Regions from separate parts of the Homo sapiens genome. Here all the other regions are linked to region 1. A link is a contact called in ENCODE Hi-C or POLR2A ChIA-PET data. All regions are on one chromosome and are shown on one strand. The core of a region is the stretch at or near the end of the contact, and the rest is flanking DNA. Distances in the headings are between cores, read along the strand shown.

Region 1 (6,760 bases), core at 2,081-4,580:
TTGACCAAAATGCTGATAGTGATATGGACAATAAAATTCAGGCTGAAGTGGTTTCTGATGGAGATGAGGAACTTATTCAGAGTTGGAGTAAAGGTCACTCTTGCTATGCAAAGAGACTAGTGGCATTTTGCCCCTGTCCTAGAGATCTGTGGAACTTTGAACTTGAGAGAGATGATTTAGGGTATCTGGCAGAAGAAATTTCTAAATGGCAAAGTGTTCCAGAGGAAGCAGAGCATACAAATTTGAAAAATCTGCAGACTGACGATGCAGTAGAAAATAAAAACCCATTTTCTAGGGAGAAATTCAAGCTGGCAGCAGAAATTTGCATAGGTAATAAGAAGCTAACTATTAATCACCAAGACAATGGGGAAAATGTCTCCAGGGCATGTCAGAGACCTTCACAACAGGCCCTCCCATCACAGGCCCAGAAACCTAGGAGGAAAAATGGTTTCATGGGTCAGGTCCAGGGTCCCCCTGCTGTTTGCAGCCTAGGGACTTGGTGTCCTGCATCCCAGCCATGCCAGCCATGGCTAAAAAGGGCCAATGTACAGCTCAGGCCTGGCTTCAGACAGTGCAAGCCTGAAGCCTTGGCAGCTTCCACATGGTGTTGAGCCTGCAGGTGCACAGAAGTCAAAAATTGAGGTTTGGGAACCTCTGCCTAGATTTCAGAGGATGTATGGAAATGCCTGGATGTCCAGGCAGAAGCTTGTTGCAGGGGTAGAGCCCTCATAGAGAACCTCTGCTAGGGCAGTGTGGAAGGGAAATGTGGGGTGGGAGCCCCCATACAGAGTCCCTCCTGGGGCACTGCTGGTGGAACTGTGAGAAGAGGGCCACCGTCCTCCAGACCCCAGAATGGTAGATCTACTGACCACTTGCACCATGTGCCTAGAAAAGCTGCACACACTCAATATTAGCCTGTGAAAGCAGCTGGGAGAGGGGGTTGTAGCCTGTAAAACCACAAGGGCAGAGCTGCCCAAGGCTGTGGGAGCCCACCTCTTGCATCAGCATGATCTGGCTGTGAGATACGAAGTCAAAATGATCCAAAGATCATTTTGGAGCTTTAATATTTGACTGCCCTGCCAGATTTTGAACTTGCATGGGGGCTTTAGCCCCTTTGTCTTGACCAATTTCTCCCATTTGGAACGGGTATATTTACCTCACTCCCGTGCACCCATTGTATCTAGGAAGTAACTATCTTGCTTTTATTTATTTATTTTTAAATTTAATTTTATTATTTTTTTTGAGACGGAGTCTCGATCTGTCCCCCAGGCTGGAGTGCAGTGGCCCAATCTCAGCTCACTGCAAGCTCTGCCTCCCGGGTTCACACCATTCTCCTGCCTCAGCCTCCTGAGTAGCTGGGATTACAGGCGCCTGCCACCATGCCCGCCTAATTTTTTGTATTTTTAGTAGAGATAGGGTTTCACCGTGTTGACCAGGATGGTCTCCATCTCTTGACCTCATGATCCGCCCGCCTCGGCCTCCCAAAGTGCTGGGATTACAGGTGTGAGCCACTGCGCCCAGCCACTAGCTTGCTTTTGATTTTACAGGCTCATAGGCGGAAGGGACTTGCCTTGTCTCAGATGAAACTCTGGACTGTGGACTTTCGAGTTAATGCTGAAATGAGTTAAGACTTTGGGGGACTGTTGGGAAGGCATGATTGGTTTTGAAATGTGAGGATATGATATTTGGGAGGGGCCAGGGGCAGAACAGTTTGGCTGTGTCCTCATCCAAATCTCATCTTGAATTATAGCTCCCATAATCCCCACATGTGGTGAGAGGGACCCAGTGGGAAGTAACTGAATCATGGGGAGGGGATTTTTCCCATGCTGTTCTAATGATAGTAAGTCTCATGAGATCTGATGGTTTTATAAAGGGCAGTTCCCCTGCACACGCTCTCTTGCCTGCCACCATGTAAGACATGCCTTTGCTCCTCCTTCACCTTCTGCCATGATTGTGAGGCCTCCGTAGCCATTTGGAACTGTGAGACCATTAAACCTCTTTTTCTTTATAAATTACCCAGTTTTGGGTATTTCTTTATAGCAGTATGAAAATGGACTAACACCGTCCACATATGCAGGGAGGCAACCACTTCACTCTCCTCTGCTTGGGGTGGGGTTGAGGGGTTGAGAAAAAGAGGGGAAGACCTTTTGAAAAGACCCAGGACTACAGTTTGAAAATGTCTGGGTTTAGAAATCGTTTCACTTCCAGTGCTTCTCACTCATTTCACTACCCATGACCCACTCCCCTCTCATCTCTTTACTGTCCACTTATCACTGTTCTTTTTGCTTAAAATGACTCCAAATCCTCAAAAAATTAAAAGTTCCACTGTTTATTACAATTGGAAATTTTATGTTTATTGTCACTGAGCAGAGGGTCTAATGACTCCAAGGCAGTAGTTTCAGATATTGCACATTGCAAACGATTTTCACACAAAAATGTTTTAAAAGGCTATCGGGTGCAGGGCTGGTTGTAGGTAGGGACCCAACCTAAGAATTATGAAACGCCATAGTTCCTAATTTTGGAAAGATATTAGCGGAGAGTAATATGGATTAGTAGCAAGGGCTGGAGAAAACAGTGCTCTATACTACCTTCAAGGTGCTCTTTTCATCGCTTGTGACCCAATGGCTGAATAGTGGGTAGGAAACAGGATTCAGGATCTCAGGCACGGTCTGGATCTACTGACTCTGAGCGTCATTTTATCTCTTGCTGGGGTACACATCTGCTTCTGGATTTAAGTAACGTGCGCTACAATAATTTAAGGACTATAAAACCACAAGGTTATGAGAGCGTAAACCACAAAGCGTGTAAGTAAATGCCTAGAAAACGCAACGCGGTAGCACAGCAGCAACGCACAAACAGCCCCAGCAAACGACGCGCGCCGGGCTTCCCAGCTCCCGGCAGCCTTTGCGCAGCCCTCCCCAAGTCCAACTGGGCGCCCGGGGCGGGGTCTGGACCGCACGCCCTTACCACACCCCCTCCGCGCCGCACCACGCCCCCTCCGTACCTGCTCTTAGCGCGCCTTCCGCCCTGAATATGCGCATGCGCCATTCTCCCTTTACAGCCCCGAAAACGCTCCAGCTGGCCGACTCGGAGACAATGGCGAGAGGCCTCAGAGTTCGGCTTCTTACCTGCTTTGCATAGGCAGCAATCTCCTGCTAGTCCCGCCTCCCTCTGGCATTCTGGCGCGCGAATGGAGGAGCCGAGAAGAGAGCGCAGTTCTGATTGGAGAACGCGCGTGTTTACATTCTCACCTCTCCCGGGAAGTGGACGAATTTAGACCGCCTCTTCCTTCCCGTTGTTTAAGGCAGTTGGTTGCCCTCCTGTCCGTCAGAGGTGCAGTACCAGAGGTGGCGTGCTGCCGATTTCGCGTTTGCCTTGCTGGATGATTCCGCTTGTTTGCCGGCTGCGTGAGTGCTTAGAGCTTTTCGGTGGAAGATGCCGGACAGTAACTTCGCAGAGCGCAGCGAGGAGCAGGTGTCTGGTGCTAAAGTCATCGCTCAGGCCCTGAAAACGCAAGTACGATGGACCTTCCTGGAATGAAAGGCTCCTACGGAAGCTGGCGGGGACCGCGATGTTGTCTTGGAGACGAGTAGAAATGGGCGATGGGGGTCGGGGGGTTTTCCTTTTAGCGCCCGGGAGGGAGGGAAGGATGTGGCGATATGGTGGGGCCTTGGGAGTTTACTCCCCTGTTCTTCGTTCCTCAGGATGTGGAGTACATATTTGGCATCGTAGGCATCCCAGTGACCGAAATCGCCATTGCTGCCCAGCAGCTAGGCATCAAGTACATCGGGATGAGGAATGAGCAAGCGGTGAGTATGGACTCAGGTGGCTGAATGCGTTACTGGGAATGATCAGTAATAGCGGTAGGTATGCATTGCAAACACCCAGATAGCGCTTACCACTCTTCTGCTACTTTACATATATCATATCAATCACTGTTGAATATTAACTGTTGTTACACCAAGTTGACAGATGAGAAAAGACACAGGTTAAGTAAAACTTGCCTTTGGTGACACAGCTGGTAGTAGCAGAGCCAGGGTTTGAACCCACGTATTCTGGGTCTGAGTCCATTCTCTTACTACTATACTGTATGTCATGATTGGAATGGACAGTTTATGAGTAAAGTCTGACTTCCCTATTAGGCTACAAGCTCCATTAGAGCAGGGATATTATTTCTTCACGACACATCTGTACCCCCAGTGCTTAGTGTGGTGCCTGCATAAGAAAGGTGTTCAGAGATTACCTGTGGGATAAATGAGTGAAGGCCAAGGCTTTGTTGTATGATTGGTTCGGGGCAGGGTGGAGGATATCACAAATGGTAGTGCCTTGATGGAAACTCAGATGGCTCAGATCCTAGCCTGATGCTTTTTCCACCACATCATGCTGCCACCTTTCTTAGAGGCTTATTTGGAAGCAGGATAAGGAAGATACGACGTTTTGTCAATCCACTTTAAGTGCATCCTCTGCCAATCCACCTTGCTCTTCTCTCAGTAGTGCGGGCTTGAAAGGTCAAGAATCCACTTCTGTGATATCACATACTCTCAGTCCAGCTGAGGCTAAATATTCCTGCTTTACACTCCCACCGTTGCCTTCTAATTTAAATTCTTGCCTCCTCTTGCCCAAACAACTGCCTGGCCACCCTAAGTGGTGCCTTTTGCCATCATACATGAGTGCCTGGAGGGCAGAAGTTGTGATTCATTTGTTATATCACCACAGTGCCTGGCTTGGTTTGTGCTTTCACGTGGTGTAGATGCTTAATATTATACATTATTTATTAATTGAATGACATTCTTTATTGAATGACATTCTTTATTGAATGACATTCTTTATCTACAAGGTTTGAGATTTGTATTTTTTAATCTTAAAACTAGGAGGTTTTGAGTTTCTGTTGCTTCTACATTTTACTTGTCTTTGTTAGAACAACATTCTGTTCTTTCATCTGTGTGAAAAAATGAAGCTATTGACCTATGAATGGAACCTATACTTAACTGTTTTTGTAGAGATGACATATCTGCCACTGATTTCTTCATACAGCAAACATTTATTGACTAAGTACTGTATACTAAGGATTGTGCTACATAACCTGTAGGAGAGAGGGATGTAAAGAAGGAGTGAGGTTTAGTCTTGATCTTCACGTTGATCAGTCCTGGAAGGTGAGGGTAAGACTTACAGAAAAAGACTCATCTATTATAACTCTCACAATAGATGTAGTAGCACAGAAGGGGTGACTGGTTCTCTTTGAGGACAGAGAAGATTGCCTGTAGAGGTAATGTTAGTTCATGTGGTTCCCTCAAGGTAGGTAAAGGCATGGTGAGCTGTGAGACTGGTAGGTAGGTTGAGGGGAGGTTGTGGGAAATCTAAAAAGAGTTTGAATTTTTTTTTTTTTTTAACAGTAGGCAATGGGGGAGACTAAAGGTTTTTCTAAACAGGTGGGCGATGTAATTAGATTTGTACTTCAGAAAGATGATGCGAGGCATGGTTGTACATGCCAGTAATCCCAGCTACGAAGGGGGCTGAGGCAGGAGGATTACTCAAGTCCAGGAATTAGAGGCTGCCTGGGCAACATAGCACGACCTCTGTCTCTAAGTTTTATTTCAGCCCCTATAAGCTTAGTTGAGGGTTCTTTAGGTCCCATGTGCTGTGTTGGGTGCTGGATACAGAGATGAATGATAGTTCCTGGCTTTAAGGGGCTTACAGCCAAGCTGTGGAGACAGACACAGACAATTGTATTATAAGGTGGTAAGTGCTGTGATAGAGAGATATCCAGGGTGCTATAAAGCCCAGAGAAGGAGTACCCAGGCTCAGCTTCCCACAGGAGATGATGTCTGAGCTGTCCTGAAGGATAAGCAGGCATTAACCAGTTAGGAAAGAGGAGGCAGGCTCCTCTGGAGATGATTCCTAGATTTTGGGCTTACTTGATTGATTGTGTAGATCATATTGTCTGTGACTGAGACTGGGAATATAGAGGGAAGAGCCAGCTTGGAGGAGAAAGGTGATGTTCAATTTTGAACACATGCATTTGAGATGTTGGTGGAACATCCCAGTGCATATGTCCCTCAAGCATCCTGACTCTATGGTAGTCAAAGGAAGACTTAAATGGTACCTGAACTAAGGGTAGTGACAGAATGATTCAGAGGGAACATGAAAACAGGCTAAGGCATTCAGGACATGTTTGTGATAAAGAGAAAGATGTAGTTGGGTGTGACTTCATTGTCTTTGATTAGATCCATAGAGTAATCAAGACATACTGACCAATTGGCCAGCAAGTAGGCAGATTGTCAGCAAGTTCATTGTTCTTGAGAGCTTACTGTGTGTGGGCACTATTTTGAGTGTTTTACACATACGAACTGATTTCATCCTCACAGCAGTGCTTTGAATTATTTTCATTTTATAGATGAAGAAACAGAGATTTAGAGCAACTTGCCAAAATTACACAGTAGAAAGTGGGGAAGCTGGGATTTAAATCAAAACAGATTGGCTCGAGAGTCCACTCTCTAAGTACCATGTACACTGTTCTGCCTGTGAATGGAGGTAGTTTAGTAGAGGAACAGATCTTTTATGGTCATAAAACCAGTTATGGCCAGGCGCGGTGGCTCACGCCTGTAATCCCAGCACTTTGGGAGGCTGAGGCAGGCAGATCACCTGAGGTCAGGAGTTTGAGACCAGCCTGACCAACATGGAGAAACCCCGTTTCTAAAAATATAAAATTAGCCAGGCGTGGTGGTGCATGTTTGTAATGCCAGCTGCTCGGGAAGCTGAG
Region 2 (7,322 bases), core at 1,357-3,856, 270 kb after region 1:
AACTCCTGACCTCAGGTGATCCACCTGCCTCGGCCTCCCAAAGTGCTAGGATTACAGATGTGAGCCACCATGCCTGGCCTAGAGACCAGGTCTTGCTTTGTTGTCCAGGCTGGTCTCAAACGCCTGGCCTCAAGCGATCGTCTCTCCTGCCTCGGCCTCCCAAAGGACTGAGATTACAGGCATGAGCCACCACATCTGGCCCCTCCTGTATACTTTATTATTTATATATATATATTTATTTTGAGACAGGGTCTTGCTGTCACCTAAGCTGGGGGGCAGTGGTGCAATCTCAGCTCACTGCAACCTCTACCTCCTGGGCTTAAGCAATCTTCCCATCTCAGCCTCCCAAATAGCTGTGACTACAGGCATGAGCCACCACACTTGGCGAATTTTTTGTATTTTTTGTAGAGATGGTGTTTCACCATGTTGTCCAGGCTGGTCTTGAACTCCTGAGCTCAAGCAACCCACCCACCTTGGCTTTCCAAAGTATTGAGATTACAGGCATGAACCACCATGAGCAGCCCCTCCTGTATACTTTAAGTCAGCTCTAGATTTCTTACCTGCAATACCTAATACAATGCAAATATGTACATAGTTGTCATATACTGTATTTTTTTTTTTTCTAGAGAGCAAGGCAGTCTCGCTTTGTTGCCCAGGCTGGTCTGGAACTCCCGGCCTCCAGTGATCCTCCTTGCCTCAGCCTCCCAAAATGCTAGGATTACAGGTGTTAGCCACCACTCCTGGCCATGTATTTTTAAATATGCATTTTTTTAATTGTTGTGTTTTTTTCCCCCAAATATTTTCTATCTGTGGTTAGTTGAATTTACACATGTGGAACCTGAGAGGCTATGGAGGGTTGACTGTATATAGTACTGCCTGTGGTTTATTTATTTTTCTCATTTTATCTTTAGAAAGACTATTAGGATTAACACTATAGCTGGCCCAGATCTCCAAAAAATAAGACAACAAAAGTCTGAACTGATGTTCTTGAGCAGTTGGCCTATGTCTCATAGATGTATTTTGCTCTTGACCTAAGCTTAAGCAGGAATGTAGTTTGGAGTTTGCCATTTAGAATGGAGAGGATAGGGTTCTGCTAGCTGAGAAGCATTTATCATAGTCAGGGCTGACCCCAGAGTTCTGTTTATTTCAAACTCTGTCTCTCAGTTCATTCAGAGCTAGGATGTACCTGCAAAGTTGGAGGCTCAATTCCAAGCCACCAGAGAAGGTTGGTGGCTCCTGTGTTCCAAAGTGACCCCTATGGCTATCTTGTTCCTGGCTTCATCTATCATTGGAAAACCAAAAGCAACTATGTCTTTAGCAAGGAGCTTTGAAGCACCTCTCACAGAATTGCTGACTCATCCTTGATTTAAAGAGCAATGAACAGGTCTGACCTTTTTAGAAACAAACCATGGCACTACCTCCAGGAGACAGGACAAATTTCCTTTGACAGTGGACTACAGTGCCAGCGTGTATGGGGTGGTGCCTTGCCCAAGGAGTAACCCTCTAGCCTAGTTTCTGATAAAACCACCAGGAGCAGGACTATTTATTCATTTGAGAAGGGGTCTGGCTGTATTGTCCAGGCTGGTGTTGAACTCCTGGCCTCAAGTGATCCTTGTGTCCTGGCATCTCAAAGAGCTGGGATTACAGATACGAGCCACCACGTTGTGCCAGACCCAGGTTTTGTAAGGTGGCTTTGATGATAGGTTCTCAGAAAGAAGCTCCTTTCTCAAGCAAATTTGTCCTCCAAACTCAGAGCCGATGGGCTACAGGCCTCCGTGTAGGACATGTGCACGTTCTGCATTTCTCAAGGCAAGGAGACGTGAGCAGCCATGTGCTCATCTGCTTTGCCAAGGTCATCCTTTGCGTTCCCCTGACATCACAGTGGCCCTGACATTTCATAAAAGCACACACACGTGCCTCTTCAGTTTGGCCTTTTCGGATGCTGTGTCTGCCAGGCCAACTCTGTCTCCCTACTTGTTGATGGTGGGCAGAAAGTCTCACTAATTCATAAATTCTTGGCCAGAGTGTGCCCATCAACAGGGGTTACACTTGCCACCTCCTTAAATCCCAGCTCAATGCATTCTCCATGCTCCTGGCTATTCAGGTAGGACCGCCGCACCTCTGTGTTTCGGTATGGGGCTCGCCCAGAGAGGCCGCAGCCTTCGGCAATGCATCAGTGCACGGAACCTCCGCCATTCCCAAGGTTCGCTCAAGAGGATGAGTGTGCTTTGGGTATAGGGTTTCGGCAAGTCTTGGTCCTGAGGGCCAGGGTCACTGAGCGTAGGCTTCAGAAGGCGACTTCAGTGTGAAAACACCCACGCCTCCCTACCACACAAACAACGAGCCTCGGAGGAGGGCTGGAGGAGGGGACTCCCGAAAGCGGGAGGCTTGCGTTACGTAGTTGAGATATATCCGAGCTGCTAAGTTACAAGGGGGTGGGGGCTGTCCTATTTTGCCACCTTGGAGATGTGGAGGGAGCTGGGGTTTTGCGACGGAGACCTGGATAGCTGGGACTGGCGGCGGAACGCGAGGCCGGGGCGGGACGGGGGCGGAGCGGGCGCTGCGCTGACTGCCGCGGCAGAAAGGGGGCGGCCGCGCCCATTTCCTCTGCTCCGCCGCGGCCGGAGGTATCCGCATCGGCGAGCTGCGTCTCCCGGGTGTCGGCCCCGGCGGCTCCCCGACCGTGCCCGGCTGTGGCGAGGCGGCTCCAGCCCAGCCTGTGGCAGCCGCGACCCCCGGGGCGCTCCGGAGCCCACTGCGCGGCGCGCGTGCCGGCTGCCTGCATGGACGCGGCACTGAAGCGGAGCCGCTCGGAGGAGCCAGCCGAAATCCTGCCGCCTGCCCGGGACGAGGAGGAGGAGGAGGAAGAGGGGATGGAGCAGGGGCTGGAGGAGGAAGAAGAGGTGGATCCCCGGATCCAGGTAGGGCGCGCGGGGTCGCCCCGCATCCGGGCTTCGCGAGGGCTGCTACGGAGGTCGGTGTCTACGCGTACAGCCACTTCGCAGCCCCCAGTAACTGTGGTCCGGGGACTGGCGGCCACATAGGGTGGCAGGAGACGGTCTGTATGCTCCGTTTCATCGTCTCCACAATGAGGAGGCTACAGTGCCCGCGTGGATGCGGCCTGACTCTATTGCGGGGAGTCCCCCGCCGACCCGTAGCAGGATCGGGGTCGGTGCAGCGTGCCTGGTGGTTCGGGTGGATGTGCAACAAAGGGAAAAAGGGGGCGGGGGCGCCATGGTATCCTCGGGGGTACCCCTGCCCGGCCGCGGCACCGCGGGCATGGCACGGCGTCCAGGCTCTGCGAGGAGGTGTCGCCCGCGTGGGCGCCGGGCACCGTGGGCGGGTGGGCGTTGCCCTGCAGCGCGGGCTGGCACCGGTGCCCCGGGTGCAGAGTCCTCACTTGCCAAGGTGCCCGGCCTGAGCCGTTTTCCTTCTCTGATTGATTGTTAGCGAACTGAGCGGCTTATTGTCATCACTGGCTCAACGTTCTGCCTGGCTTGAAATTGCTTAAAACCCTGCTTTTCCTTGTTGTGAGGTTGGGCATGAAAAGAAATCGGGGACAACTGATGCGCAAAGCTGACGCGTGGAGGCGGCGAGGGGATTGGGCTGGCTGGCTGTGCCTCCATTTCCAAGAGAGATGATTAAAAAACAATTTCCAAGCCGAGATCTAGGAGTGACAGTTTCACCTCTTCACCCCTAAGCAAAAAGCAGAGCAAATCCCTTTCTAAGGCCCGTTTTTTTTCTACCTTTTCAATAAATCATTTTTTTAAAAAAATTGCTTTTAAGCATGCTCTGTAATTTCTGGATACCTAATTGGTTTTTTAGTGCACAGATCAATTTAAAAGCTCACTTAACTCAGTGGTTGGGGTTTAAATGAATTGTTTTGTCAGCTTAGCAAGATAAAGATCAGGTGGAAAAAAAATCCTTGCATTAGGAATGCTATTAATTAAAGTAATTGGTTTGGAATAAATCGTGTGTTACTGGTATGGGATTATGTTAGCAAGATCCTTTGTTTGCATAGTAATGATGAGTTAAGTTCATGTTGGATACTTTTTTTACAAAATGTCAGTTTGTAAATGTTTATTGAAAGGAATGGGATTAAAGCTAGTTTAAAACGTCCAGCTAAGTAGGTTGAATAATTGGCAGTGTGAAAAGATTTTCACCCTTTACAGAAAAATAATTCTGGTGAGTTAATACCAGAATTCTGCCCTTGATGATTTCACTGGGTTTATATTTTTGGCTTGGCCTTGCTTATTGTCTTTTATTGTTTTCTAAGCAAAGTTCTTGCTCAAGGCAGATGGTACTGTTTTGATTAGGCCATTAAACCATTTGTAACAGGTGGGGTTTACCTGAAGGCATGTACCTGGAATAGTTGACCTCTGACAAATTCCAAATGTCTCTGAAGACATTGTCAAAAGGGACACCCTCAAGAAAATGGTTTCAGAAATGCCGACATTCATTTGCTTTTCTAGTCAAGCCTCAACTGTTTGCCGTAAGAATTAATTCTGATTCTTCCCTTTTCCTGCAAATTGGGCTGGGGTAATTTTTCAGGTTATGGACTGAGTTATATTGGAAACAAAAGACGGATCCCTTAAGTCTTTTTTTCTCCCTCTTTTCTTCACCAGGGAGAACTGGAGAAGTTAAATCAGTCCACGGATGATATCAACAGACGGGAGACTGAACTTGAGGTACAGAGAGCTGAGTTCCTGTTCTTGGTGAAGTGATGTCACTCACACCGGCACAAGGCTGGTTAATTTTGTCTTCATAGCTGGAGTGTTATTGCTGGACCCCCCTCCTTGGGAGTTGAGCAACAGCTCCCTGACAGAATAAAATACACCACTGAGCTCAACCTGTGGGCGGAACGCATGTGGATCCAATTGCACATGTTGTTTTTCATTATGGAAGCTCCATGGGGCCTAAACCAAGTCTGTGCAGAGCGTTACACAACGCTTAAGCCCCAAGTTTTAATGTGACTGAAAGGACAGGGGAAAATTAGCCGAACTCTTTAATGGAGAATAATGAATGAGCTCACAAAATCTCTTACATATTCAGGGCAGTTCCTGCCATTTGTCCTGGAGAGTGTTGTGTTGTTTCCTCTGACTTCGACCATTTCTTGACTTTCCTGTCCTAATAACTCACCCCCCGCCTCCTTCTGCTTCCCTGCTCATTTCTTTATTGTCTGCTAGTGCATAGAATATAATTATAATGGTAACAAAAAGCTGTTTAGACTGGGAAGGCCTTTCCTGCTGGGAAAAATCTTGGGAGACTAAAACTTGATTTGGGTTTCATGTGCATTTTCCAATGGGAGTGTAAACAAGTTAGCATTCATCACAGCCTCCGATTAGTTCCCACCCCTTTCCAGTAGTGGTTGCTTTTACCACCCATCAGCAAATTTGAACAACCACTATATGTATTCAGGAGACTGTGAATTGACTGTCAGAACCCCAAAGGGACTCTCAGCGCAGTTTCCCAATGCAGGGAGCTGTTGGCAAAGTCTGTTTCTGTAGCAGGAGAAATAGCAAACGTCAGTGGAAGGGACAAGAAGCACATGGTCCCTAAGAGTGAGAGTGTGGGAGATAGGAATATAATCTACCAGGATTCACTGGCAGCCTTGATTTCTGCTGCGTGCGTAGGCCCTGGAGTTACCAAATCTGGATGCAGCAATGTGGATGAAAAAGCCTGTTGCTCTGAGTTGCGTGAAGGGTTATCGCTAACCACCTCCATTTCCATCGTAGGTATACAAGAGCATGGGCTGTCCTTCTCCCCAAGTAAAGTAAAATCTGTGTTTGTTTACATTTCTTTCACTTATGAATTGAGTCTGTCTGTGATGTGGGGTAACTGAAACCTCTCAGGATCTCAGATTTCTAATGCATTAAACAACAAAACTCTTACCATTCCTATAGGGCTTTAGCATTTCCAGAGTGTTTTTTACACGTTTTAGCTCATTCCATCCTGTCACACCAGCCTAGAGCTATGCTGTCCCATATGGTAGCCATGTGCAACGTATGGCTATTTGAATTTAATTAAAATTTTTTTTTTTTTGAGACAGAGTCTTACTCTGTCGCCCAGGCTGGGGTGCAGTGGTGTGATGTCTGCTCACTGCAACTTCCACCTCCTGGGCTCAAGTGATTCTCATTCCTCAGCTTCCTGAGTAGCTGGGATTACAGGTGTGCACCACCATGCCTGGCTAATGAGTTTAATTAAAATTAAGTAAGACTAAAAATTCCATTTCTCAGTCACAATAGCCACGTTTCAAGAGCCCAGTTGCCACTATATTAAACAGTCCAGTTGCCACTGTATTAAACTGCTGTCATCATAGAATGTTCTGGCCTGGAGAGCTAGGAGGGTAGGGACTATTTACTTTCCAGATCAGGACTCAGAGGCTCAGCATCTTCTGGTACTATGACGCCTCAGAGGCAGGGCTCCCATCTTATACTCCCAGGCATTTTCCAGATCTCCTCCAGTTCCTGCATTCTATTATCCCAGTGCAGTGGTGCAATCACAGCTCACTGCAACCTCAAACTCCTGGGTTCAGGCAACCCTCCTGCATCATCCTCCCCAGTAGCTGAGACTACAGGTGCATGCCACCATACCTGGCTAATTTTTCATATCTTTAAGCTTTTTTGTAAAGATGGGATCTAGCTCTGTTGACCAGGCTGGTCTTGAACTCCAGGCCTCAAAGTGATCCTCCCACCTTGGCCTCCCAAAGTGCTGGGATCACAGGCATGAGTTGCCATACCCATCCTGGAAATAGTCTTTTTTTTTTTTTTTTAAAAGCATTGATTGATTCTAGTTGCTCGCCTACTATGTGCCGGCCACTGTTCTGGGTAATGAACAAGATGGCCCACATCTCAGCCCCAAGTGTGCTTACTTTCTTGGGGTGAAATTGGTTAATCTGTTAAACTCTTTTTAGCCCTTACTTCTGAATCCCATTTCTGAATACACTTAGGTATTTGTGTGTCACAGGAAGCCACCAGACAGGTGTTTCCTGCCTGGCTCTGGAGAGCATTTGGAACCGTGTGAGAGGCGAACTGGAGGGTGTGAGGGGGGTGGCCAGGGCTGGGCTGGGTTGCTGGCTGGCCTTTTCACGGTATTATAACCAAGACTGACTCATAGAAATATAATACAGGCTACATAAGCAATTAAAAACTCCCTAGTAGACGCATTAAAAACGAAAAAGAAACAGCTGAAATGAATTTAAATATTTTGTTTAACCCGGAATATCCAAGACAGTACAATTTCAACGTGGACTTGCTATTAAAAAATTACTGATATTTTACATATATTTTTGTACTAAGTCTTTAAGATCTTTGGCATATTTT
Region 3 (7,745 bases), core at 106-2,605, 350 kb after region 1:
CAGAGGGGGCTTTTAAAAAAGCGTGTATGCTGGGATACCCATTAAAACCATTTTCTAGAAGGCTACCATGAGCTGCACTTTTTGGGGTGGGAAAGGTGAATGCCAGTGGGGATGCGGGGGGATGAGGGTAGGAGGGACTTATAGAAGGGGATTTGTGGCTGTGGGGGAGAAGGTTCTACAGCATAAGCCTTATCCTGCCAGCCAAGGGGATTTATTCTAAGAGAAGTGCATGTGAAGAATGGTTGCCACTGTTATTAGATTGACAAGATGTTAATTTCTCTGTAGGTTGTAACTTTAAAAATAAATGAAATTATTTAAGGGTTATGCTGCACTAGTATTCCTTAGAGGAAACAGTTCTTTAAAGTTAGGAAAGGGAGTAGGCAGGCATGTGTTGGCAAAGGCTGTTAATAGTAGTTAAGTGTTAAGACTGCTTTTCTTTAACGTTTTCATGGTAATGCATATTTAGAGCACTGTATTTTTGTCTTGTTAAGAAAATTTAGCATTTCTAAAAGAAAAAAGCAACCCTCTTTCAAACTGTTAATTCTGTCACAGCCTGTATATTTTAGTCATTTGTAAATCTCTTCATACAATAGTGACTTCTTTTTTGACTGATACAGTATCTTAATTACAAGGTTATTTTGTACTTGTCTTAATACACTAAGTGTAATAAAAACGGCTTGAGAAAAGTTTCTCCTTTCTGTGACTTCAAATAAGAACTCCCAGTATTGCCTAAATCTTCTAGGCAACCCTTTTTCCATAAGGAAGAGCATGGAGTGCTGTGGTCACCAGTAATCATTTTCAATTAATTAAGGTCATGAACAGTAATAATTTAAGCCTTGTTTACCAAGGTTTGAATTCTACTTTTGCTGTTGCTAAAGCTGTGGGCAATGAGGAGACACAGTGGCAGATAAAGACGAGGTGGTGACGCTGGAGGAGTGGGCCTCGGCTGCACACTGCAGTCTCGAAGCTTAAGTGTTGCTGTCAGTCAGTTCTCATCCCCAGAGAATTATTTAATTAATTAACTGGGGGGGGTACACTGGGGCATTAGACTTTTAAAAGCTCCCCGAGGGAATTCAAATGTGCATTCAGAGTTGAGAATCAGATGGATTCTTTCTTTTGTGGAAATGTTTTATAATATTGGACTCTTAATCCGCATTTCATTATTAAAGCATGCTGTGGAGAAAAAGTTCTTGGTTGGCCAATCATGAGGTTTAAGTTTCAGAAATAACCCTTTGCAGTATCAAACAAGTGTTTTACCTAGTAGTTAATAAATATTTCATCTAGGAAAGTTCATAGAAGTCCCTTGTGCTATTTAAGAACATTAAACAGCCGGCTGGGCCCAAGGGCTCATGCCTGTAATCCCAGCACTTTGGGAGGCCAAGGCTGGTGGATCACTTGAGCCCAGGAGTTCGAGACCAGCCTGGGCAACATAGTGAAACCCAGTCTTTACCAAAAATACAAAAATTGGCCAGTCTTGTAATTTGGGTCTCAAGCAAGAACACTTAACAGCATACCTGAATTTGACTAGTGACCTTCAGGGTTCATTCAGTTCTCATAAAATCTCCTTACACCCTTTTACCTGTAGTAAAGACACTGAGACTTGCTTGACTTACCATTAGCAAAAACTTCCCTGCAATTGAGGCAATTCTTTTTCCTCCTAGAAGAAACACCATCTGGAAAATAGCCCAAGCTAGGATAAAGTTTTTACAGCAGAGTCAAGTTATACAGTCTAATAACTAGAAATTTCTAGGTACTTCTCGCAGAGAATGAAAGTGGGAAGGAGTTTTCTAACACTGGGGCTTTCTTTCCCTTGTCTTTACAAAAGACAAAGCCTAGGCAGTCAGTCAGTAGCACTAGAGTATTCCTTATGGGCATTAAGAATTTCTCTTGTTTCCTGCCTCAATCCCCCTTTCCCATCAGCCTACCACTTGCTTGTCTCCTACACCAGAAAAGGATGCAGACCACCTTTTGACCAGGGCTCCCTTCTCACACTATCACCTAGTCAAATTTCTAGTTTTACGTAGTCTGCCCCTACTGCTGTCACTGTGGCCTCTTTATCTCCACCACATCTGACATTTAATTATACTCTTCTGGGAATTCTGTTCACTGGGCTTCTTAATCCTCCCCCAACCCTCGTTTTCTTGTATCTCCTGTTAGTCTATGTATTTTTTTCTAAATTAGAAATACTTTCTAAAAAACTTCCCCCAAATCAGTTCTTAACCATCTTTAGTTCACGTGACTCTTGACTTTTTGGGTGATCTCACTTACTATACCACGTTGATTCCAGATCTGGATTTTCTGGGCAATTTAATGTGTCAAAACTTACCTTTCACTGAAGCTATGAGCATCTGTCCATGTGCTGAATTAGAAACTTGAGTCATCCTCTCTAACAATTCAACTGGTCTGTCTGTTATTTAGAACCTCCAAAAGGCCTGGATTGTTTTTCCTCCCTCTACAATGGGTCTAGATCTTGTCCCTCCCTCGACTAGACGGCCGTGACTGTGGGTGCCATTAGACACACACAGCAGCTCAATCAGGGCTCAGGGAAGAAGGCTTGTGAACCCTGGGCAAAATCTTTTAATCTCTTAGGCTTATTTCCTCAATTGTAAGAAGTACAAATAATAGTATCTATACTTTATTCAGCTATTGGGAAGATTAAAAAGAAAAATATACACATTGGGTACATAGTAAACACTCAATGGTCAGTAACCTGTCTTTTGAAGCTTTACCTTCAAGGTCCAAGTTAAAGTATCAATTCTTCAAATACAATTTTTTATATTGGTCCAGCCAAAATTAATCTTTCCCTTATTCATACACTGGTGGCATGTTTTTAGAGCTCTATTATAGAAATCAGTGCCTTTAAGTTGTTCATATATAGGTCTCTTCTAATAAATTTGATGGCAGGGATTAGGTTTTTAGTTTGCATCCTGTACAAGATCTTTACCACAACAGGTTCAAATCATGTGTTCATAATATAGTTCTTATGTTCTGGATTTTTTCTTTTTAAAAAGTAACAGAAAACTTGTTAAATTTGTCCACCTAAAATTAATAGGCTAAAACTGAAAGCATGAAGTATTTACCAAAGTGAAATCTCATTAGTGTAATAATCTACCACTACTCTGTTAAAGAACAGATTTTTGTTGAAGTATATATTTTCATGCAAATAATCTGTTCTCATTTACATGAAACACGACAGATGAAATCTTTCAATAAATCTAACTTAAACTATGCAATATCCGTAAGTATAAACATTTTATTTCAATTTAAGGTAGTAGCAATACAAAATAAGTTTTGATAATTATAAAGTAGAGACAATGAAAAATCCCACCCTATTTTTAGAATTTTAAAATATTGAGCATCATTCTGTCCTGATGGGTTTTTATGTAAAGTGGGAATTTACATGACACCAGTATCTTGGCAATTCACTTTTTTTGAATGCTACATATCCCAATCACCATATATTAAATTCTCTATTTTCTTCAAAGTGCTATTGCCACAAGAGACTGAACGATACAGCAATTTAAAAAAAGACCACACAAACTAAATTGTAATGTCTTCAATATCTCAATTACTGTTTTTTAAAAATAAAAACTGCAGTAGTGAATTTCTTTAAGTTCTTGCTACATGATTGAATGGGAGATAACCTCAACAATTTTCATTCTTAGGCATGAGCATCTTCATGCTAAGGTAGTCTATACTTAAAAGCTTTATTCTTTCATAACACCTGGGCAACAAATATTTTAAAATCATAAATAATGCAAAATTAAAATCAGTTATGGTGGCACAATTCATTTGGTAACTAGTTGCCCAAGATGTATAGTAGAATCAAGCAGGTTTAACTTCCACATGCTCTGCAAAAAAGGGAAACAATGGAAATATTTCGGTATATTAATCTAGCCCACTATTCCACTCAAGGAATCTATATCCTTTCTTTTTCTCATCTGGTCTCAGTTCCTTTATCCTCTTAGCAAAGGCATCTCACAGTGATGACTGAGTCTAATTTTAATCATATGCACTTTTTATACAAAATGGCCCCTAAAATGCAAGCCAACTCTATATACACAAAACCATGTAAACGGTACCTCTAGGTGATTTAGGTAATTCTGACTATATACAGTTCTTACCAAACACCCTGACAAGCACCAGATTCCACTGTAACACGTTTTTAGAGATTTAATTCCATTCTGATTGTTCTGCTTACTGTCCTGAAGATTTGCGTCCTTATTTGAAGAACTGATGTTTGGTAAGTATAAAAGCCAGTAACTTGAGATTTCTCCATCACTGAAGTTGTGTGATCTTGATGGGGATAATACTATTAAAGTCCAAGAAAAAAGGTCCTTCTTGTTTAGGCAAAAAGGTACTAGGAATGATATTGAAGATCCCAGAAGGTATATTTTCTAATTCCAGGTAGCAAAACCCACACCTATATTTAGAGAAAATGAGAATAAGGTTTATAGAAGATGATGCCACAAAAAGTAAAGTATAAAATAGATACAATAAAAATGCCAACATTACCTATAGTCACCACTAGATTTCCTCAGAAAGCCATGGGGACCAGGATCTCCTAGAGTAGAAACTGTTACAACCTCAAATCCAACGCTATATTGCCTAGCATTTAAAATGAACAGAATTACTGTATTAATATATATTCTCAAACGTGATTTAAAATAACTTTATCTGAAGTGCAGATGTCATACTAAGTTTATGTTTCTGAAGTTTCAGTAGAAACATACACACTCTATTTTTGATCATAACACACCATTTATATTTTTCAGTTGAAGCCTTAAAGATTAACACCAGATTAAACTTACTTTAAGAGAGACTGTATTTTTACCATGGGCTCCCCGGGAAATATTTTATTTTTTTTGAGACAGAGTCTCACTCTGCTGCCCAGGTTAGAGTGCAGAGGCACGATCTTGGCTCACTGCAACCTCCGCCTCCTGGGTTCAAGTGATTATCCTGCCTCAGCCTTCTGAATAGTTGGGACTACAGGGGTATGCCACTGTGCCTGGCTAAATTTTTTTGTATTTTTAGTAGTGACGGGGTTTCATCATGTTGGAGAGGCTGGTCTCGAACTCTTGACCTCAGGTGATCTGCCAGCCTCGGCCTTCCAAAGTGCTGGGATTACAGGTGTGAGCCACTGCGCCCGACCTCTTTTTTATTTTTGAGACAGGGTCTCACTGTCACCCAGGCTGGAGTACAGTGGAGCAATCATGGCTCACTGCAGCCTTGCCCTCCTGGACTCGGGATTCTCCCACCTTAGCCTCCTCAGGACCTGGGACTATGGGTATGTACCACCATATCTGTCTAATTTCTTAAATTTTTTTTTATGGACAGGGGGTCTCACTATGCTGCCCAGGCTGGTCTGGAACTTCTGGGCTCAAGCTATCCTCCTACATTGGCCTCCCAAAGTGCTGGGATTACAGCCTTGAGCCACCACGCCTGGCCACAGGGTATAATTAAAAATATTGTCATTGGCCAGGCGCGGTGGCTCACGCCTGTAATCCCAGCACTTTGGGAGGCAGAGGTGGGTGGATCACAAGGTCAAGAGATCAAGAGCATCCTGGCCAACATGTTGAAATCCCGTCTCTACCAAAAATACAAAAATTAGCTGCGCATGGTGGTGTGCACCTGTAGCCTCAGCTACTTGGGAGGCTGAGGCAGGAGAATCGCTTGAACCCAGGAGGCGGAGGTTGCAGTGAGCCGAGATCACACACTGCACTCCAGCCTGGTGACAGAGCAAGACTCTGTCTCAAAAAAAAAAGAAAAAAAAAATTGTTATTGTAACAAATGGAAAGGCCTATGGGACAGGAAAGAAAGCCCTGAAACAAACTCTGAATTTACAGAAGTACTTAGCATATTATAAACGTGGCATTCCAAATCAGTAAGGAAAGATTCATTTAGATGGTGATGAGGTAACAAAAAATTTAGAAAAAAACTCTTAAATTGTATTTCATACCAAATATAAAAATATATTCATATGAATTTTTTAAATGCAAAAAATTGAACCATAAAATAATCAGAATATGGTGAAAATTAATTTGGTAATGTGGTGAGAGTTCCTGTCCACAGCAAAATGAAACCAGAAGACAGATTCATTATTTTAAAATGAAATGTTTTTCTATGTGGGAGAAAAATGACAATCTGAGAAAAATATCCACAAATATGTGAAGGAGTTAATACCCTTACCTTTTTCATGCTTATAATTAAAAAAAATGACAACTCTATGGGCAAGAAACATGAATAGGGAATAAACAATATTGTAATGAACATTATTACATGTTCAATCTATCTAGAAATTAAGTACAAAAGAGCAAATAGGTTTATTTACCTATTTCACCTATCAAACTGGTAGAGGTTTTAAAAATGACTTTCTTGTGGAAAAATAGTTTAATCAAATCTTCGTATCTAATGGGTTATTAACTGCTGCTGCTGGATTAGTTTGTAAGAAAAGCAAAATTAAGCCCAATCTTATTTAGAAGGTAGTTCTGTTTTTATTTGTATTCTGTTTTTGTTTTTTTTTTTTTTTTTTGGTTGTTGTATGAGACAGGGTCTCGCTCTGTCAACCAGGCTGGAGTGCAGTGGCATCATCTGGGATCACTGCAACCTCTGCCTCCCGGGCTCAAGTCATCCTCCCACCTCAGCCTCCCAAGTGGCTGGGACTATACAAAGCACATGCCACCATGCCTGGCTAAATTTTTAAAAAAATTTTTGCAGAGATGAGGTTTTGCCATGTTGCTCAGGCGGGTCTTGAACTCCTGAACTCGATCCTCCTGTCTTGGCCTTCCAAAGTGCTGGGATTACAGGTGTTAGCCACCATGCCCAGGCTGTATTCTCTATATTTTTTAAACCTTTTAAAACTATGAAATATAACACTTAAGTAAAACATATATACAACTTAATCATTTGCAAAGTGAATAAACACCTGGGTAACCATCACCCAGATCAACAAATCCTCTCAGCACCACAGAATTCCCTGTATATTCCTAATTGCAACTCCTGTCCCTCGACAGAGCTTTTATAGTAATAACTCTCTTGCTCTGCTTTATAGTTTTACTACCTTAGTGTGCATCCTTACATGAGTATTTCAGTTTTGTCTGTTCTTGACTTCACAGAAGTAGAATCACATGGTATGTATTCTGTACATGTGGCTTTTTAAGACTTATCCATTATGTTGTGTGTAGCTGTAATTTATTTCCATTGTTATATCAGGACTATTATATGACTATATTATAATCTTAAATGTTGTCAATGAATATATGTTTCCAATTTCTGGCTATTACAATGGTTTACTGGCCATCTGGATTGCCCCCTTTATAATGTGTTTTTATTTTTTTATTTTTATTTATTTATTTATTTTTTTATTATACTTTAAGTTTTAGGGTACATGTGCACATTGTGCAGGTTAGTTACATATGTATACATGTGCCATGCTGGTGCGCTGCACCCACTAACTCGTCATCTAGCATTAGGTATATCTCCCAGTGCTATCCCTCTCCCCTCCCCTCACCCCACAACAGTCCCCAGAGTGTGATATTCCCCTTCCTGTGTCCATGTGATCTCATTGTTCAATTCCCACCTATGAGTGAGAATATGTGGTGTTTGGTTTTTTGTTCTTGCGATAGTTTACTGAGAATGATGATTTCCAATTTCATCCATGTCCCTACAAAGGACATGAATGTGTTTTTATTTTTTAAAAACTGCAGATTTTTTTCTTATCAATGCAGCATATTTACAAACATTTT
Region 4 (7,498 bases), core at 3,065-5,564, 290 kb after region 1:
CAGTTATTAATAGTGCCTCTCCTTATTCTCAAAAGTGTCCTGTTTGATTGATACATCATATGACTGTGTTGTCACAGGATTAGAATCAGGAACCCGGGCCATCTCTCACTGCCCCTCCCATGCCACCTCATGGTTCTCTGCACATTTGCTTTTTTCTGTCTCTCACCTCTGTTTTTGTCTGTCTCTCCCTCCTCTGGTTTCCTCTGTTCTGATTCCTAAGAGAGGGAGTCTTGTATTGGAAACACGGTGGCAAGTCCTCACAGAAGGAAGTAGCAGGTCTGGCTGACACTCTGAGGGGCCCCTACTCCTGAAGTTGGTCAGGGACTGAGATGGGAAAAGAAAAGGACTCAGGGGAAGGGGAATTAGGTCCCTGGTTTCCAGCAGTGATCTTGAAGTTCTCCCCAACTTGAAGATCCTAGTATATTCTTCCTATTCCATTCCTTTCCATTTGTATTTGTCACCTTGGGGCTGTTTCACCTGGGTCTTCTAGTTGGATGACACAAACTGCTGTGGAATTGGGCCTATGCCATGAGCAGGAGTGTTGTGGCTGGCTCCAGCTCCCTGGTGGTCTTCATCCATACCCCTGCTCTCTACCTCTGCTTCTTCCTGGCTCCTACACCCTCCTGCCTTGGCCTTTCTGGTTTGGCTCCCTTGCTCCCCCACTCTGCCCTGGTGTACTCTTTGTGCTTCTATCTCTGCTGCAGAATTCTTAAGGTAGAATCAGCTTGCTCTGGCCCTCAGGGCTATGAAAGCCCCTCCCAGCAGGAGCTGGGACTGAGAAGAAAAACCAGACAGAGGCGGGAGGGAAGGCATCCTGAGGCCCCCAAAAAGCATGGCAGGATCTCTCAAAGCAGAAAAGGATCTAGGGCTAGGCCTGTGCTGTGCAATAGGGCAGCCACTAGCCACACGCAGCTATTTAAATTATCATTAAGTCTTTTGAACCTGGGAGGCAGAGGTTGCAGTGAGCCGAGATCGCGCCACTGCACTCCAGCCCTGGCGACAGAGTGAGACTCCATCCCAAAAAACAATTAAAAAAAAATCACTAAGTTAATTAAGTTTTAATTTTTTGAGACAGAGTCTCGCTCTGTCACCCAGGCTGGAGTGCAGTGGGACGATCCTGGCTCACTGCAGCCTTGACCGCCTAGGCTCAAGCAATCCCCCTGCCTCAGCCTCCCATGTAGTTGGGACTATAGGCATGCAGTGCCACACCAGGTTAATTTTTGTGTTTTTAGTAGAGATGGGGTTTCATTATGTTGCCCAGCCTGGTCTCAAACTCTTGAACTCAGGAGATCCTCCCACCGTGGCCTCCCAAAGTGCTGGGATTACAGGTGTAAGCCACCGTGCCTGGCCCCTTGAAGTTAAGTAAAATACAAAACTCAGTTGCACCAGCCACATTTCAAGTGTTTGCTTGGCCACAAGTGGCTGTGGCTTCTGTGTTGGATGGCACAGATGTAGCACATGTCATCGTCACAGAAGTTCCGTCAGCCAGCACTGGAGAGCACTTGCTCCCTTTTCACCCAAGCGCTATTTAAAGTGGTTTCTTTGTGTGTTCTAGTAGCTGCCACAAGTGCTCTTAGAGAATAGATTGGATGGGTGAAAAGAAAGCATGATTTGTATTAGGTTGGTGCAAAAGTAATTGTGGTTTTTGCCATTAAAAGTGATAGTGAATGGAACATTTCAGTTGCCTTTACCACTGGCCAGTAAGTCAGGATGTTTTCATAGTGCCTTTTATCATAGAATTCTAGTATGTTCCTGCTAATGGAGACTTTCCTATCATTCTAGGGCTGGATTTCCCTAACTCCAGTTATTCTGCTGCTGCCGCCATCATTTTTGCCACATCCTAGGACTGCATGTGCTATTTATTCCACGTTGTCTTTTAAATTGGTTCATGTTTTTACTTCAGAATTTTTTTGAGACATTTCGCTCTTGTTGCCCAAGCTGGAGTGCAATGGCATGATCTCGGCTTATGCAACCTCTGCCTCCCAGGTTCAAACGATTCTCCTGCTTCAGCCTCACAAGTAGCTGGGATTACAGGTGCCTGCTACCATGCCCGGCTATTTTTTTATTTTTTTATTTTTTTTATTTTTTAGTAGAGACTGGGTTTCACCATGTTGGCCAGCCTGGTCTTAAACTCCTGACCTCAGGTGATCCACCCGCCTTGGCCTCCCAAAGTGCTGGGATTACAGGCGTGAGCCACTGTGCCCAGCCTTACTTCAGTTTGAAAAGGAAATAGCCTTATTATAAATGGAAAACCATCAAAGGAAAATACATTTTTTAAGCAGGTGTTTTTTTTAAAGAATAATATATATATAGGAAGTGCCCACCTTGTCAGGGTACAACTTATGACTTTCAGAGTAATGTTATGTTGTTTCTGGTGGATTGTTTTCCTTATCAAATTCTAGCAGATTCCCCTCTTTACGGAAGGCTCTGAGCCTGGATTAGCTTCCCTTTTCTTTAAGAAAGAGATTAACAAACGTATACAGGTGCTGAAGACATTGTGGTACCAAATGGAGTCTTTCTCCCTGACAAAATCAGAAGCATTTAAAAAAGATCTGAGAAGCAACAACTGCTTCATTCTTATTGAAAGTACACTCTTGTCTTTGGTTCAAGAGGGGTTTATGTAGAGCAGGCCTGAGGGCAGGTGGCGTGCAGCACACTGGAGATTTTTTGGCTGCAGGTCCCCCTTCACATTCTTGGTAATCATTGAGTACCCCAGAGAGCTTTGTTTTTGTGGATAATATTAATATTTGCCATATAAAAATCAAAAGACATTTATTTCTAAGGTCTATATTCATTAAGATGACAATCAGCCTATTACATGTTAACAAAAATAATACATTTTATGGAAAAGGACTATTTTTCCAAACAGAAAATTCAATGAAAGAGTAATTGTTGTACATGCTTTCGCAAGTCTTTTTAATGTCTGGCTTAATAGAAGAGCTGGATTCTCTCACCTACTTCTGCATTTCATGTCATTTCTTGCCATGTCACCTGTCAGGTAGCTTCTGGAAAACTCTACTGAACGCTCAGAATGACAGTGAAAATGGCAAGTCTTTATTAATGAAAATGGCTTCCATCTTGCAGACTCCTTGAAAAGGTTTCCAGGTGCCCCACCCCCACCCCCACCAGTGGTTTCGCCAGACCACGCTCTGAGAACCACTGGTGAAGTGACTGGCACACTGGACTACAAGACTGAAGATGGCTGGTTGCAGTGGCTCACGCCTGTAATCACAACAGTTTGGGAGGCCGAGGCAGGAGAATCGCTTGAGCCCAGGAGTTTGAGACCAGCCTGGACAACACAGACCTCATCTCTACAAAAAATTTAAAAATTAGCCGGGTGTGGTCATACGTGCCTCTAGTCCCGGCTACTTGGGAGGCTGAGGTAGGGGCATTGCTTGAGCCCAGGAGGTGGAGGCTGCAGTGAGCCATGATTGCGACACTGCATCCAGCTTGGGTAACAGAGAGAGATCCTGTCTCAAAAAACAAAAAACAAAAAATACTGAAGATGTCTGCTTACATCTAACGCTTGACACTTGATAGTCCTGTGACTTTATGCAAAGACATTAGGTCACCTGGAACTCCAAGGCTCCAGTTTTCTTTGTTTTTCTTTTTTTGAGACAGAATGTCTGTCACCCAGGCTGGAGTGCAGTGGCGTGATCTCAGCTCACTGCAACCTCCACTTCCTGGGTTCAGGCAATTCTCCTGCCTCAGCCTCCCGAGTAGCTGGGATTACAGGCACCTACCATGCCCGACTAATTTTTGTGTTTTTAGTAGAGATGGGGTTTTGCCATGTTGGCCAGGCTGGTCTCGAACTCCTGACCTCAGGTGATGTGCCTGCAGCCTCCCAAAGTGCTGGGATTACAGGAGTGAGCCACCGCACCTGGCCTCCAGTTTTCTTATCTGTAAACTCGGGATGGAAATTCTGGCTGAGCCTGTTTTACAGGGTTGTTGTGTGTCTCAGATAATGCCTGGGAAACCTCTTTCTGCCAACTGAAAGTGGTATACTTGTAAATGGCATTAGTAAGGATCTTTTGAAGTTTGGTGTCGTCTCTAACATGTAGGACAGTTATTTTTAAAACATCACCATCCCATCTTTATCTCACTTAATTCTGGGGACACCTGTGAAGAGGAAAAGCCAGGATTCTCAGTTTCCAGGCAAGGTAATTGAGGTGAGCAGGTGAGCGATTGGCCAGAAAACACTGACTCATCCTGTGTGCTTCATGTTCAACCTGCATGCTGCTTCCACTGTATACTGGTGCTGGCTGGTGTGGTTTAGCTTGAGCTCTTATCTGACACAAGGCTGTTTGTCTGACACACTGACACAGTCAAACAGGGAGACTCTACCACCCCCAGCAATTCTTTGCTTGAATAAATTACCTTCAGTCTGAGTCACCTAATGGATGAAACACAATTTTCACATTTGAAGAGCTGAGGCCTCCTCCAAGCAGAGGGAACTGTTTAAGAACTCTTTCAAGTGCTGATCTAAAAACTCCCTTGGTAAACAGCCCTGGGATGGTAAACGGATTCTTTTTCTTGACTGGTGGAAGATCTGCTTGCTCTCTCAGATAAGTTTGTACTTTTGAGCCACTCCCCTCCATGGCTCATTTTCTGCAGGGAAAGCAGTCAGCTTACTCTCCTCCCTGGACATTCCTGAAGCCACCCCCACTCTGATCTTGGAAAACACATTTGCTTGTAATTGCAGGAGACAAAGGATCACAGTCAAGTCTTTTCTTTAAGAAACAAGACAGAAAGTCTAAGTTCAATTGTGGCAAGGTGGTTTTAAGATGTATTGAAAGAAATGCTTTATAAAAGCTAGGTTGAACTAAATTCCACAGACTCTGCTCCTTATACACATGGCTTTATTGTTAGGCTCTCCCCTCATGATGCCAGGATGGCTGCTATCTGCTGCAGGCTTTCATTCCATCCTCTTAAACATCTCAAGTGGAAGAAATTTCCTCTAACAGTTGCAGAAAGGTCCCGAAATGAAGTCTCATTGGTTATGATGGGTCATGTCTATCGCCCCTGCTCATCGAACAATCACTGTGGCTAGGAGTATGACTGTGGCCAGGCCCTGTCACATCACTAGGGACTGAGAGGTGGGGGTGAGGACCAAGGAATATTACGGCTGTAACACTGGGGAGACAGGAAAGATTTTGGTTTGTGGCCTCTCATACCTCAATACTTCTGGGAACTGTTACCCAAGTAGCTGTGATCCTCAGTGGAATGGAAACAACTGGGTGGGCTTTTTCTTATGGGGGGGGGGTGGAGCGGGGAAGACTGGCTTTGTGTTCAGTTTCAATGCATCTTTGATGAATAGGCTTGTTGGTGGTTGGAAGTCAGCCAGTCATGCATCATTCCTGGCAGCACAGCCTCATTTATAGAAGGAAACGCTGATGTCAAATCAAGTCTTCTGGGTTTAATACCCTTTGATGGTCACACACTTAGTACAGATAGTCACAAAAAGGGCATCAAGTCAGACTGGCAGGCCCTGAACCTGCCCATCAGAATCACCTGAGGAGTCTTTTAACATACTCTGCACCCAGGTAACAATTTTGTAAAACCTAAATTTGATCAGGTCATGCCCCTGCTTAGAAAAATCTATGATATTTTACAGTTGAAAACAAAAAAGCAGGCATGGTGTTGTACACCTGTAGTCCCAGCTACTTGGAAAGGGCAGGAGGATCCCTTGAGCCCAGGAGTTTGAGGCCACAGTGTGATATGATCATGCCTGTGAATAGCCACCATACTCCAGCCTGGGCATCATAGCAAGACTCTGTCTCTTAAGAAGACAAAAACCCCATCGATTCTCGGCCTTTTGGCTAAGATCAAGTGAAAACAAAAACCCAAAAAACCCCCAAAAACAAAAACACAAAATCAAACAAAAAGCCCTATACTATCCCATTCTCCCACCCTACCCCTGTTTTTTTCTCCCCTAGCCAGTTAACTATATTAGTTTAATGTATTTTAGCTGATGGAGGTATTTATTTCTATGACCAAGTAGTATGTATTGTGTGACTACTTCTTGATTTTTTTCATTTGAGTGACTATCTGTGGACATCCTGCTATGGAAGATGAGGTTTTGTCTCTTTTCACCCTCTGTCCTGTACTTTTCCCATCTGCTGTCTTCTCAGCAGAATCCATTGTGGTCAGTATTTGATTACTTTATTGCAGCTAGGTAAGTGCTATTCACAGTTGAGCCATCTAGTAAACTATGATTATGTTTCCTTTTTGTGGTAGAATGCATTCTTTAATTATTTCTGACAAAGGGTGCATTGGAAATAAATTACTTGAGACTTAAGTAACCCTATGGGAAGAAAACCCATCACATAGAACTAGGTTAAAAGGTTTGATTTTGAGATGTGATTTATGGCCAAAGGAAGAGAAATGGCAAGTAGAGAATAGCAGAGGGAGACAGAATTTCAGTGATGAACTAGCACCAGAAAATCTTCTGCAAAGAAAGAAACAAGAAGTAATCTCCCCTTCTCCCCACTGTGCCATGCCCTCCCATTGTTCATGGGATTGAGTTCAGATGCCTTTATAATGGCCAGGAGGCGTCCTTGCTCCAGCCCCTACCAGGCCAGCCCGTCCGTCCGTGCTGGAGGGTCGAATGTCCCCCTTCTCTGTCTGGTGGAATCCTCTTTCTTCATGTCTGACTTGGGTTGGGTGGCCTTCTCAGCCGTGTGTCTGTTGCTCAACGTGTGTAAGTAGTCTTAGCACTGCTTGAGTTTAATTGTTCACTCTGCCATTTCCCAGCTCTGTGACCATGGGCAAGTTACCTTTCTTTTCCTTGCCTCTATTTCCTCCTTTATAAAATGTGAATAACAACAATAGCACCTACCTGTTAGGATTGTTAGCGATTGCACAAATTGGTGGGGTTAAAGCACTGACAGTAGTGCCTGCCACATAGCAGTCAGTCAGTCTGTGCCCTGTATCCATCCTTCTTTCTCCACAAAGGCAGCGTTGGTGGGTTGTATTCACCAGTGCCCCAGAGAGCTCTCAGCAAATCAGATATCTTTAGCGGCTGGGCAGGGAACCTGAATGAGTGATTCAGACACCAGAGTGATAGGGACTGGAGAGGAGGGTAACCCCTGCCTAAGGGGGCACCTTCTGCTCTGCTTCTAGCTATTTTTTTTCTTTAAATGAAAAGTTTGAGAATTCATTTTTTTTTTAAATGTGAATTTTCCCTGACGTTTACTACACAGCATATCAGCCAAATGTACTAAGCTTATTGGCCCGTAGGCCACTGCTTTGGGGCTCAATTCTCATTTAACAGAGTAGGCCTGGGGGTTGATGTGACCGGCTGTAGGCCACACGCTAACCGATCTGGCCCTCCGTTTTCTCACTGGTGTGAATGTGGACAGCACTGGCACTGGCCACCACCAGGGAGGTGACCGTGAGGATGCGGTCATGCATGCGAGTGCATCTTGCAGAGCGGCTGCCTGCACAGTGGAACAGGTTATTATGTCCACCGTGTCAGCTGCCCTCGCCTCTGGGAAAC

The links. Hi-C counts contacts between places; a loop is a spot of excess contacts on that map. ChIA-PET counts read pairs that join two places held with the same protein, here RNA polymerase II (POLR2A). Pooled maps may share reads with other maps.
Region 2: a map of CD8-positive, alpha-beta T cell shows a loop between it and region 1 (17-fold over the local background). The contact joins the promoter of SH3BP5 here to the promoter of HACL1 in region 1. A Hi-C loop is called at or near these places in 1 of 168 maps with a recorded cell type or tissue (CD8-positive, alpha-beta T cell) and 8 of 50 pooled maps. POLR2A ChIA-PET finds 5 or more read pairs at or near these places in 3 of 52 experiments (CD4-positive, alpha-beta T cell, MCF 10A and activated naive CD4-positive, alpha-beta T cell).
Region 3: a map of aorta shows a loop between it and region 1 (2.3-fold over the local background). The contact joins the promoter of SH3BP5-AS1 here to the promoter of HACL1 in region 1. A Hi-C loop is called at or near these places in 6 of 168 maps with a recorded cell type or tissue (CD8-positive, alpha-beta T cell, Right ventricle myocardium superior, aorta and 3 more) and 12 of 50 pooled maps.
Region 4: a pooled map shows a loop between it and region 1 (5-fold over the local background). The contact joins the enhancer-like site here to the promoter of HACL1 in region 1. A Hi-C loop is called at or near these places in 7 of 50 pooled maps. POLR2A ChIA-PET finds 5 or more read pairs at or near these places in 3 of 52 experiments (AG04450, OCI-LY7 and activated naive CD4-positive, alpha-beta T cell).

The regions. Positions count from the first base shown.
Region 1 is chr3:15,598,139-15,604,898 of GRCh38, reverse strand. It overlaps HACL1 (2-hydroxyacyl-CoA lyase 1), which reads left to right and starts at 3,330. Exons shown (of 17, transcript NM_012260.4): 1 at 3,330-3,516; 2 at 3,705-3,809. The coding sequence starts at 3,436. BTD (biotinidase) reads right to left here and starts at 3,154. Exons shown (of 4, transcript NM_001370658.1): 1 at 3,005-3,154. RefSeq lists a silencer at 2,882-2,941 and an enhancer at 2,783-3,425.
Region 2 is chr3:15,327,870-15,335,191 of GRCh38, reverse strand. SH3BP5 (SH3 domain binding protein 5) reads left to right here and starts at 2,606. Exons shown (of 9, transcript NM_004844.5): 1 at 2,606-2,921; 2 at 4,626-4,688. The coding sequence starts at 2,784. RefSeq lists silencers at 2,498-2,897, 2,978-3,037 and an enhancer at 6,932-7,121.
Region 3 is chr3:15,247,794-15,255,538 of GRCh38, reverse strand. SH3BP5-AS1 (SH3BP5 antisense RNA 1) reads right to left here and starts at 1,355. Exons shown (of 3, transcript NR_046084.1): 1 at 1-1,355. SH3BP5 (SH3 domain binding protein 5) reads left to right here. Exons shown (of 9, transcript NM_004844.5): 9 at 1-1,186. It overlaps CAPN7 (calpain 7), which reads right to left. Exons shown (of 21, transcript NM_014296.3): 20 at 4,516-4,608; 21 at 2,623-4,423. The coding sequence ends at 4,279.
Region 4 is chr3:15,307,672-15,315,169 of GRCh38, reverse strand. The region is part of intron 2 of SH3BP5 (SH3 domain binding protein 5); the gene reads left to right. Among named protein-coding and RNA genes, the nearest start is that of SH3BP5, 21 kb to the left of the region's middle. Within about 2 kb of position 4,314, at least 13 of the 41 ENCODE cell types and tissues checked have a DNase peak (open chromatin) inside an H3K27ac peak, as active enhancers do.